Linked DNA regions of Homo sapiens: region 1 is linked to region 2. Evidence: read pairs that join two places in POLR2A ChIA-PET (ENCODE). Cell type or tissue: IMR-90. All regions are shown on one strand. Links, peaks and the distances in the headings refer to the core of each region. The heading gives the core; the rest is flanking DNA. Region 1 has its middle 15 kb from the start of RUNX2-AS1. Region 2 overlaps CDC5L (cell division cycle 5 like).

The links. Peaks named below come from ENCODE experiments on the same cell type or tissue, not always from the same donor. Only the 100,000 strongest peaks of a DNase experiment are listed, where the experiment ranks them.
Region 1: POLR2A ChIA-PET joins it to region 2 with 8 read pairs; 2 of 35 experiments call an interaction of 5 or more read pairs at or near these places.

What each region holds. Positions count from the first base shown.
Region 1 is chr6:45,558,812-45,564,194 of GRCh38, forward strand. No RefSeq gene overlaps it. Among named protein-coding and RNA genes, the nearest start is that of RUNX2-AS1, 15 kb to the right of the region's middle. In IMR-90, for the core only: no CTCF peak of the experiment used is centred there; no DNase peak of the experiment used is centred there.
Region 2 is chr6:44,437,652-44,443,034 of GRCh38, forward strand. The region is part of intron 14 of CDC5L (cell division cycle 5 like); the gene reads left to right. Among named protein-coding and RNA genes, the nearest start is that of MIR4642, 4.7 kb to the left of the region's middle. In IMR-90, for the core only: no CTCF peak of the experiment used is centred there; a DNase peak (open chromatin) is centred at 2,250.

The DNA.
Region 1 (5,383 bases), core at 296-5,295, 1.1 Mb after region 2:
CAACTTAATCCATTTCAGTAAAAGAGGTTTTTGTCATGCCATTCTTTATTTTAAGCAAATTCATGAATTCTTGAGATTGCAAAAAACAGATATTAAAAGTAGTAATTAGTTTATAGAGAGAATTTAGACAGTTTTGATTTCTGTTTATAGCCAGTTTCATTTTCCATTTCTCATTTCCTAAAGCAAACACTCAAATATTTGTAAGGTACTTGGCATCTATATTTAGTCACACAAGACTTTCATTCCCACCACATATATGGGTGGTTTGGTATTCTAAAAGTGGGTGATTTTCATACAGTCAAAGAGGGAAAATCTACTCTTCCATTTTCTCCACCCTGTTGTAGCAGCCATGAAGCCAACTCTCCCTGAAGGGGTTGAGCAGTGTATTGAAAGGGGGACATCAGAAAGTGGCAAAAAGTTCTGGGTTCCAGATCCTTAACCCCTACTAACTAGATGCATGACCTTGAACAAGCCACTTAACCTCTCTTGACCTTCTCTTTAACTTGGGACAATAATATATTGCCAGCCAGATGGTCTGCTGAAGGACCATGGAGCTCTTACCTATAGATTTGGAATGGCTTTTGGAATGGAGAAATTATGGGGAGTTTTAAAAGACTAGAGTCTGTCTAACATTAAGAAAGAGAATGGGGTCCATTGTTTACTGCAGAACTGGCAAAATGGTCATTTTGTAGAGGATGGGGAAATGGAATCCCAGAGAGGTCAAATCACTTTTGAAGGATCACCCCATAGACAGATGATTGGAAGTCAAGGGTCAGGACATCTATTTCAAGCAGTTTCTATACTCACTCACCGTAAGAGATATTTCCTTCCTTCATAATAGTAGCACCTTCTGCATTATATTTTCATTAACTACTTTTTTAATGTCCTAGTTTTCATGAACCTATTTTCATTTGTTATAAATTTAGGCAAACTGATTTATTAAAACTTTCTTATATAAATTAATTTCCAACATGCTGATCCCATACCATGCTCCAGCTAACCTTATTAATTAAAGACCTGTTATATGTTACTTTATTTAAAACATAGATGAAGTTAGCATACCAGGCCTGACTTAGAGGATGAGAAATCCAGTCTAGGAGCATCAGTGCCATTTCTTCCTGGAGAAAGCTGATATATCTGTTGGCAACATGCTTCAAGTTGATTTCCGTTTAGTGGACAAGAGGGATTTTCTCACCCAGACCCTTGCCATCAATGCTAAGGGTAGTGGCTTGGAAAGGTCTTTCTATTTGCTGTTTCAAGCTTTGGCCTCTAGAGATGGGGCCATAGTCTTGACTTCATTAACATGATGTCCTAGCCACCTAAACAAATCAAAGCATAACAGCTATTCTTGAAAAAGGGCTTGTCATCTCAATTGTACCTTTTATCTGCTTGCTATCTAAGTTACCTATAACCAATATCCCTTTGTATTAGTCCATTTTCACACTGCTGACAAAGACATACCCAAGACTGGGCAATCTACAAAAGAAAGAGGTCTAATTGGACTCACAGTTCCACGTGGCTGGGGAGGCCTCACAATCATGGTGGAAGGCAAGGAGGAGCAAATCATATCTTACATGGTTGGTGGCAGGCAAAGAGAGAGCTTGTGCAGGGGAACTCCTCTTTTTAAAACCATCAGATCTCATGAGACTTATTCACTATCATGAGAACAGCATGGGAAAGATTTTCCCCTATGATTCAATTACCTTCCACCGGATCCCTCCCACAACACGTGGGAATTCAAAATGAGATTTGGGTGGAGACACAGCCAAACCATATCACCCTTCAATTTAAAAAGTAGAAGGGGAAAACCATTCTGATGGGGTGATGATAGAGCACACAGGTATTAAGTATAGTGTTATAAGACTTATAACATAGTTCATCTGACCCCTGTTTAATGATAGACACAGCCATTATTGTGCCAAGTGATTCTCAGACATAAGTGTCAAGTCATTTACAGGGCAGAGGAAGGTGGAAAGCTAAGAGGAGGAGGAATTTGTGGCTTCACCCCATCCCTTGCTTGAGAAAATAATTGTCATTGCTTTGCTTCAGTCCCCAACTCTAGTCTGATCTTAAGGGAGGGGTTACATTTGTATTCATTCAAAAATATTGATTAAACACTTACTAGAAATGATGGAAATGAAAATGAATGAGATATATCTCCACCCTCATGAAGCTCACCATCTGCTCAGAGAGACAGAAGTATAAACTTCACAGCCAGGTGCGGTGGCTCACGCCTGTAATCCCAGCACTTTGGGAAGCTGAGGCGGGTGGATCACCTGAGGTCAGGAGTTCGAGGCCAGCCTGGCCAACGTGGTGAAACCCTGTCTCTACTAAAAATACAAAAATTAGCCAGATGTGGTGGTGCACGCCTGTAGTCCCAGCTACTCAGGAGGCTGAGGCAGGAGAATCACTTGAATGTGGAAGGCAGAGGTTGCAGTGAGCCAAATTGTGCCACTGCACTCCAGCCTGGGTGACAGAGTGAGACTCCTTCTCAAAAAAAAAAAAAAAAAAAAAAGAAAAGAAAAAAGAAATATAAACTTGTACAGTGCAGCAGGTGCCATATGAACCAAGGGCAGAGGGGGCCCCAAGGAGGCAGCAAGTCCTGGGAAAGGCAGGAAGATGACATCTGGGCTGGATCTGGAAGCCTGAGTAATTCCTTGCCACTCAGGGTCTGAAGCTGAGCTAGTGTCAGTTCCTGCAGTGCAGCACCTGGGAGTGGACACGTACTGCCAGCATGGAGCTCCCATGTGTAGCTCTTCAGAAAGAAAGAGAAAGAGAGAAAGAAAGAGAAAGAAAGAAAGAAAGAAAGAAAGAAAGAAAGAAAGAAAGAAAGAAAGAAAGAAAAGAAAGAGAAAGAAAGAAGGAAGGAAGGAAGGAAGAAAGAAAGAAAAAGAAAGAAAGAAGAAAGAAAGAGAGAATCACCCCAGGCTCTGCAGCATTCTTTAGCATGCCAGACTACACGTCCACGGATAGGATGAGCAAGGGGGTGGAGTGGTGGGGTAGGGTGGGCAGTATCAGAATTTCTGTGGGATAGGAGTCATACTTGGGAAAACCATAGTCAATAGTAGAATTTAATAATTAAAAACCTAGAGAAGCACCTATGTTGTTAAAACAGATAACATGAAAAAATGTGAGATTTTAATGTTTAACAAAAGAGAGCATAGATATAAAAATGTTGAGAGGACAGCATAAAATGTCAAATTTTCAGTACAGAACAGGGATGTATTTTATCTGATTGCTCACCCTGTACCTACTACCAAGTGAACTAGAGTCTTGATAGAGCAGTGAGGGATAATTTTGGCACAAAGGACCCTTCAGCCTTCAATAGGAAAGGTTGTCAAGCATAAATGGTTGGGGTAAGACCACTCTGCATGGTCACACATTCAAAGAGCTTGACAAGAGCTATGCTTGTGACTGATCCTATGGAACATTTTAAAGCAGGATCTTGGTGTCTTCTCTACCCACACCTCCACAGCTCTCCTTTGGAGGCTCACCATGCCCCTAGAGGACTTCACATGGACTCCCCTCTCTCTAAGCCCACATCAGCTAACCCTTTCCCGTGGACCTCCCCTTTCATAAAATGAACCTGTCCTGACTCTCATCCTGGAGGGGTGAATTTGCATTTCCAGGGAAGTTTTCTGGAACTATGAAAACCTTACCTTCAAAGCCCCATAGCCTCGTGGAAAGGCAGGAACCTTCCTAGGGATGCTTTTTTGGCATCCTCACTTCCCATCCTGGAGCCGCTGCCTCCTTGCGGGCTACTCTTCCCCGCCCAGTTGAGAGCCATTCTTCTCTCTCGCGCCCAAGCATCCAGCCCAGATCCCTTGAAGTAAGAGAGGATCTGAGCCCATAGCCACTGTGGGTTAGGGTGAAAATGAGAGAGAGTTCTGATTCTATCAGAGGCCCATTTTGGGAGCTTGCATTGATTTCTGTCTCTGTGAGAGTTATTTTATTGATTCATGGAATCTTTATTAGAGTTATTAGAACAAATAAAACACACTCATGCACACACATGTTAATTCATCTATACCCCTCCCAAACCACTGGCTGGCGAAATGAGTTATATTTCCAGCCCTGACATCTTGCCCGTTTGTCATTCTCCTTCCTGGCCACATCAAGTTCCATCGGGTTTGAGTTTATTGGCTACACAGTGAAGTTTATGTTGTCACAGAAATTAGCCTTGATGGACAGGGATATGGCCAGGAAATCAGGAGAGCTCGGCAGCTTCATGGTGTTGGCATAGCTGAGATGTTAGGGTGCCTGGAGCCCTCTCCAAGAAAAATCAAAGCTGGCTCTTTGCAGCAGCAAATGAGTGCAACAAGACACTCCTGAGGGACGAGAGCCTGGACGTGATTGTGAGCCGTCCAGTTCTCATTCTACTCATCCACCCTCCCCCCTTCCTCCCCAACCCTTCTGGTGCCCCCCACTGCCAAAAATCCTTCCCCGTGCAATGGAGGCAGGTCTGGGAGGCCTGAGGTCAAGCTGCTCTCTTCTACAGTTCGTGGTTAGCTTTCGTAGCTTCTTGGCTGCTTGACAACGTTGGATAATAATTCAATATTTCTTACTGAAATACTTGACCTTATTGTTAGTTTTTGTGACAAGGGGAATTTAAAGGAGCTGCAAAAATGCAAGCAAGTGTGGCTGAGAAAGGCCAGGGTATGCCACTGAATAGTGAACAGTTTCTTTTTCTGACATCTATAAAATTTAGGTGAAAACAGGTCAACATTGATCTTGGCAAATGGGAAAGCCAGTTCTATTGTTAGCAAACGAGCTTCAGAAATAAATGTAAGTCTGGTTCAATCAAAACCACGTTTGGTTTTAGAGACTAGTGATGTACTTTCTATAAAAAAAAAAGTGTATTTATATAGACACACGAAGTAAAAATATTCTTTGGCCAAAAGGATCATTTTCTAAGTATCAAATCAACTTGTTAAAGTACCAGATGGGACCCCTTTCATTTTCTTTTAAAATTTGTAGGGTGCCTGCTCCCGGAATCTTCTTTTCTCTTTATTTTGTATCGGCAAGGGCTTTTGAAGATTATAATCATGTATTAAGAAAAATCCTGCGTCGCCTAATGTTGGGACTTATTGCAGACTGTGAACTCATGTTTGAGAGAGAAATGAAGTTATAGGATTCAAATATATAGCTCTCCAGATTTGGCCTGAGTCTTAGAATCATTTTTATGGGCTGCTCTCAAGAGTTTCATATGATATGTTTGAGCTCACAGAGGAGGAACATAAGAGAAGTTCAGTCACTTGCCAAATCCAGATTGTGGAGGGTCAGTTAATTTTAGCCTACTGGCAGCTTGCTGATCTTATTTTCTCTCTGTCCTGTCCTGGGATCATCTGGAGTCCTTGTCCTGCTATAGGAATTAGAACAATCA
Region 2 (5,383 bases), core at 274-5,273:
TTGGATGAGGTGAGGTAATTCCAAGATACAGGGTACTGATAATACTAAACGTACCTTGATGACTAATTAAGCAGTTTCTGAGTATAGGTATTATGCTGTAAAACCAAACTGGAAATGGACTATCCATGGAGCATAGTGTATAGCTGAGTTATCAATGAAAATGTTAATTCGTATGATTAATTTTTAAAAAGCATTATATGTATTAATTTGAAATTCTTTGCTGTTAAGGTTTTGGAATGTGTGTTTGAATCCAAATGTGATTGGAGTATGTAATAATGGGTATTCTTAGAACATGCTGAATTGTTTTACTTTTTTGGAGACAGGGTCTTTCTCTGTTGACCAGGCTGGAGTGCAGTGGCGCGATCATGGCTCACTGCTGCCTCCAACCTCTCAGGCTTGGGTGATTCCCGCCTCAGTCTCCCAAGTAGCTGGAACCACAGGCATGTGCCACTATGTCTGGCTAATTTTTGTATTTTTTGAGAGACAGTGTTTCACTCTATTGTCCAGGTTGGTCTCGAACTCCTGGGCTCAAGCGATCCACCTGCCTTGGCCTCCCAAAGTGCTAGGATTACAGGTGTGAACCACTGTTGCCTGGCTGAACATGTTAAATTATAGAAGAAGGAACTTGAATGTAACTTGATGGATTTAGTTGTTCATATCTTATTGGAAATGAGGACTTTTTGGTAGATATAGTTGAGAAAACAACTGATACCTAGCTTGTGTAATGACTCTGGCTGAAACAGAGTTTGACATCCTAATTGCCTGTTAGAATCATTTGGGAGTTTTTAAGGACACAAAGATCTGAGACCATTTAAATCAGAGTCTCTGGAGTTAGGGCACTGGTGCTGGTAGATTTTAAAAACTCCACTGGCAATTCTGAAGTTTAGCTGTGGTTGAAAACCACTGGCGTAAAAAGACATACTCCAGAAATATTTGAAGTGGAAGAGAGTGAGTACAAATTATTGTCTTCTTTCCTTGATGGTGTTGTAAAATTTATGTGGTGGAAGTTTTGTCTTTTTTTTTTTTTTTTTTTTTTAAACTCTAACTCCATCCCACTACTGCCTTTCTAGAACTTAGAAAGTACTGCTTTTGATTTCTGGGGAAAAGTATTTTTGCATTTTGTATCCAGAAGAATTGAAGATGAGGAATTTTTTTTTCTCCTGTGGAGGTAATGTTTCTACTCCTTGTATACCTTATTTTTATAATATCCTTACTGAGATATAAATTACATACCATAAAGTTAAGACAATTTAAAGTGTATAGTTCAGTGGCTTTTAGTAAATTGACATAGTTGTGCAACCATTATTGGAACATTTACATCACCTCAGAAAGAGATTCTGTATCAGCAGTTACTCCTCATTCCCCCCAACCTGCTCACCCCTAGGAAACCATTAATCTACTTTTTGTATCAATAGATTTGCCTATTTTGGATATTTCACATAAGTGGAATCATGTAATATGTGGTCTTTTGTGATGGGCTTCTTTTACTTAACATAATGTTTTCAAAGTTCATCCATGTAGTAGTATATATTAGTATTTGTTTTTATGGCTGAGTACCATTCCATTGTGTGGATAATACCACATTTTATTTATCCATTTATCAGTTGATGGATATTTGGGTTGCTTCTACTTTTACCTATTATGAATAATGTTGCTATGAACATTCGTGTACAGGTTTTCGTGTGGACATGTTTTCATTTCTCTTGGGAAATACTGGGAGTGGAATTACTTAGATACTTCCTTCACCTCATTTGAACTTCAGGGTTAGAAAATCTTCCCATAGAGTTGGGAAGCACCGCGAGTCCATGTTCTAACGCTATTTTTACACTGTAGGACAGAGGTCCAGTGTGTGTTGTTTGGTCTTGTGGTCCACAAGGGGCAAACTCCTCACTTAAAAGAAGGACCAGCTGTTTTTCCTTGCTGTGTTTCCAGGAAAGGGTCCACATAGACTTATATTGAAGTTGGAATTTTAATGAAGCTTTTAAAGCCTCATCCTTTTACTCCCTTAGTTGTTAGGGAAAAGAGCAAAATGTTTGAACTCTTAGTATCTGGAAAATAATAATGGTAATCAGACCTGACATTTGTTGACTGCTTATTCTGTGCCAGGCACTGGACAGCTGAGGCTTTTTATGTCTATGATCTTATTTAAGCTTCATAACAACTTGTAGCAATGACTGCCATTTTACTGATGGAGAAATGGAGACACATAGGTTAAATAACTTGCATCAGCTCAAAACAGCTGGGCAGCAATGCTGGGTTGTAAGAGTGACTCACTCTTACCCCGCTGTACTGTACTGCCTGCCTTCAACCAGTATATCCTAACTCCCTTAGGAGACATATAATCATTGCCATGGAACTTGGTTTGATTTATCAGAGGTTCATTTATAAAGGAAATTAACAGTTTTCATGAATTTATTGTTCAAGTAAATTGCAGAGGAATAAAAGCTTAACTTTTATAAAAATCTGAAGAAATGAATGGTTTTAAAGGAGCTTCTTCATTTAAATTAATTTTAGATCCATCTCATGTTTGTAAGGCACATAACATGCAGTGTTACTCGCCTGCCTCCACCTCCCATGGGCTTGACTTAGACTTTTTTTTTTTTTTTTTGAGATGGAATCTTGCTCTGTTGCTCAGGCTGGAGTGCAGTCGCCTGATCTTGGCTCATTGCAACCTCCGCCTCCTGGGTGTAAGTGATTCTCCTGTCTCAGCCTCCCGAGTAGCTGGGACTACAGGTATGCACCACCATGCCTGGCTAAATTTTGTATTTTTAGTAGAGATGGGGGTTTTGTCATGTTGGCCAGGCTGGTCTCGAACTCCTGACCTCAGGTGATCTGCCCACCGTGGCCTTCCAAAGTGCTGGGATTACAGTTGTGAGCCACTGCACCTGGCCATATTTTTAAAAGTTCTATTTTAATTGACAAATAATAATTGCATATGTTTATGGAGTAAGATGTGATTTTTTCCATACACATATGTGAAGTGATTAAATCAGCTAATTAACATATTAATCCCCTCAAATACATACCACTTCTTTGTGGAGAGAATATTTAAAATCCTTTTTTTTTTTTTTTTTGCTATGGAGTCTTGCTGTGTTGTCCAGGCTGGAGTGCAGTGGTGTGATCTAGGTTCACTGCAACCTCTGCCTCCTGGGTTCAAGCGATTCTCCCACCTCAGCCTCTGGAGTAGCTGGGACTACAGGCGTGTGCCACCTTGCCTAGCTAATTTTTGTATTTTTAATAGAGATGGCGTTTCACCATCTTGGCAAGGCTGGTCGTGAACTCCTAACCTCAAGTGATCCATCCACCTCAGCCTCCCAAAGTGTTGGGATTACAGGTGTGAGCCACCATGCCCAGCCTAAAAATCCCTTCTTTTAGCTATTTTGAAATAAACATGATTCTGTGATTACCATGCTATGTAATAGATCACCAGAACCTATTCTTCCGTCTAACTGAAACTTTGTACCTTTGACCAACATCTCCCCTTTCCCTATCTACCCTTTACCCCAGTATCCTCTGGTAGCCACCATTGTACTCTCTACTTCTATGAGATTAACATTTCTAGATTCCATATACAAGTTAACATCATATGATATTTGGCTTTCTGTGCCTGGCTTATCATAGTTAGCAGAATGTCCTCTGTGTCCATCTGTTGTTGCAAATAACAGGATTTCCTGTTTTTTAAAGACTGAATAGTATTCCGTTTTATGTGTATACCATATTTTAAAAATCCGTGTCTTGGCTGTTGTGGATAATGCTGTAAAGAACGTGGAAGTGCAGACATCTCTTTGACATACTGATTTCAATTCCTTTGGATATGTATAGCCAGAAGTGGAATGGCTGGATTGAATGATAATTCTGTTTTCAGTTTTTTGAGGAACCTCCATACTGTTTTCCATAATGGCTGTACTAATTTACAATACCACCAACAGTGAACAGGGGTTCTCTTTTCTCCACATCCCTTGCCAACACATACTGTTTTTCATTTTTTTAAATAACCAGTCTAACAGGTGTAAGGTAATACCTTATTGTGGTTTTGATTTGCATTTCTCTGATGATTAGAGATGTTAAGCATTTTTTTCATGTACCTGTTGACCACTTGTATGTCGTCTTTTGAGAAATGTCTATTCAGGTCCTTTCCCCATTTTAAAAATAGGGTTACTTGTTTTTTATTGAGTAGTTTGAATTTTTTTGTTTGTTTGTATATTTTGGATATTAACCCCTTATCCAGGCCGGGAGTGGTGGCTCACACCTGTAATCCCAGCACTTTGTAAGGTCTTGTTCTTTTTTTTTTTTTTTTTTTTTTTGAGACAGAGCCTCCTTCTGTCGCCAGGCTGGAGTGCAGTGGTGCGATCTGTGCTCACTGCAACCTCTACCTCCTGGGTTCAAGCTATTCTGCTGCCTCAGCCTCCCGAGTAGCTGGGACTACAGGCGCCCGCTACCATGCCCGGCTAATTTTTATATTTTTAGTAGAGACGGGATTTCACTGTGTTGGCCAGAATGGTATTGATCTCTTGATCTCATGATAGACCCACCTCAGCCTCCCAAAGTGCTGGGATTACAGGCATGAGCCGCCATGCCTGGCCTACTCTATGCCTTTTGATTGGGGAATGTAATCCATTTACAGAGTAATTATTGATAGGTGAGGACTTAACCAGTGCCAATTGTTTTCTGTTTATAGATCCTTTGTTCTATTCCTCCTCTCTTGCTTGTGTGTGTGTGTATGTTGTGTGTGTGTGTGTGTGTGTGTGTGTGTGTGTGTCTTAATGGCTTTCTGTAGTGGTATGCTTTGGATTTTATCTTTTTATCTCTTGTCTGTCTGTTACAGACTTTTGCTTTGTGGTTAACTTGAGGCTTACATAAAACAGCTTATATAACGGTATTTTAAGTTGATAACAACTTAATTTTAATTGCATACACAAACTATACACTTTTACACCCCTTTCTCCCATATTTTGTATTTCTGATGTTATACTTAAAATTTTTATATAATATTTATTCCCTTAACAAATTGTTGCACTTCAGTTGTTAATAGTTTTGCCTTTTAACCTTTATACTAGAGATATAATTGATTTACTCACTGCCATTAGAGTATTAGAATGTTTGGATATGACAATGTATATACCATGCCCTGGCCTGGATAAGGGGTTAATATCCAAAATATACAAAAAAAGTTTTATACTTTAATAAATTTTCATGTTATTAATTAGTGTTCTCTTCCTTCAGCTTGAAGAACTCCTTTTAGCATTTCCTGTAATGCAGGTCTAGTGGTGATAAAGTTAGCTATTGATTGAAAAAGTCTTTATCATCCATTTGGTTTTGAAATACAGGGTTGCTGGGTATAGTATTCTTGGTTGGCAGTTTTTTTTTCTCTCTCTTTCTTCTC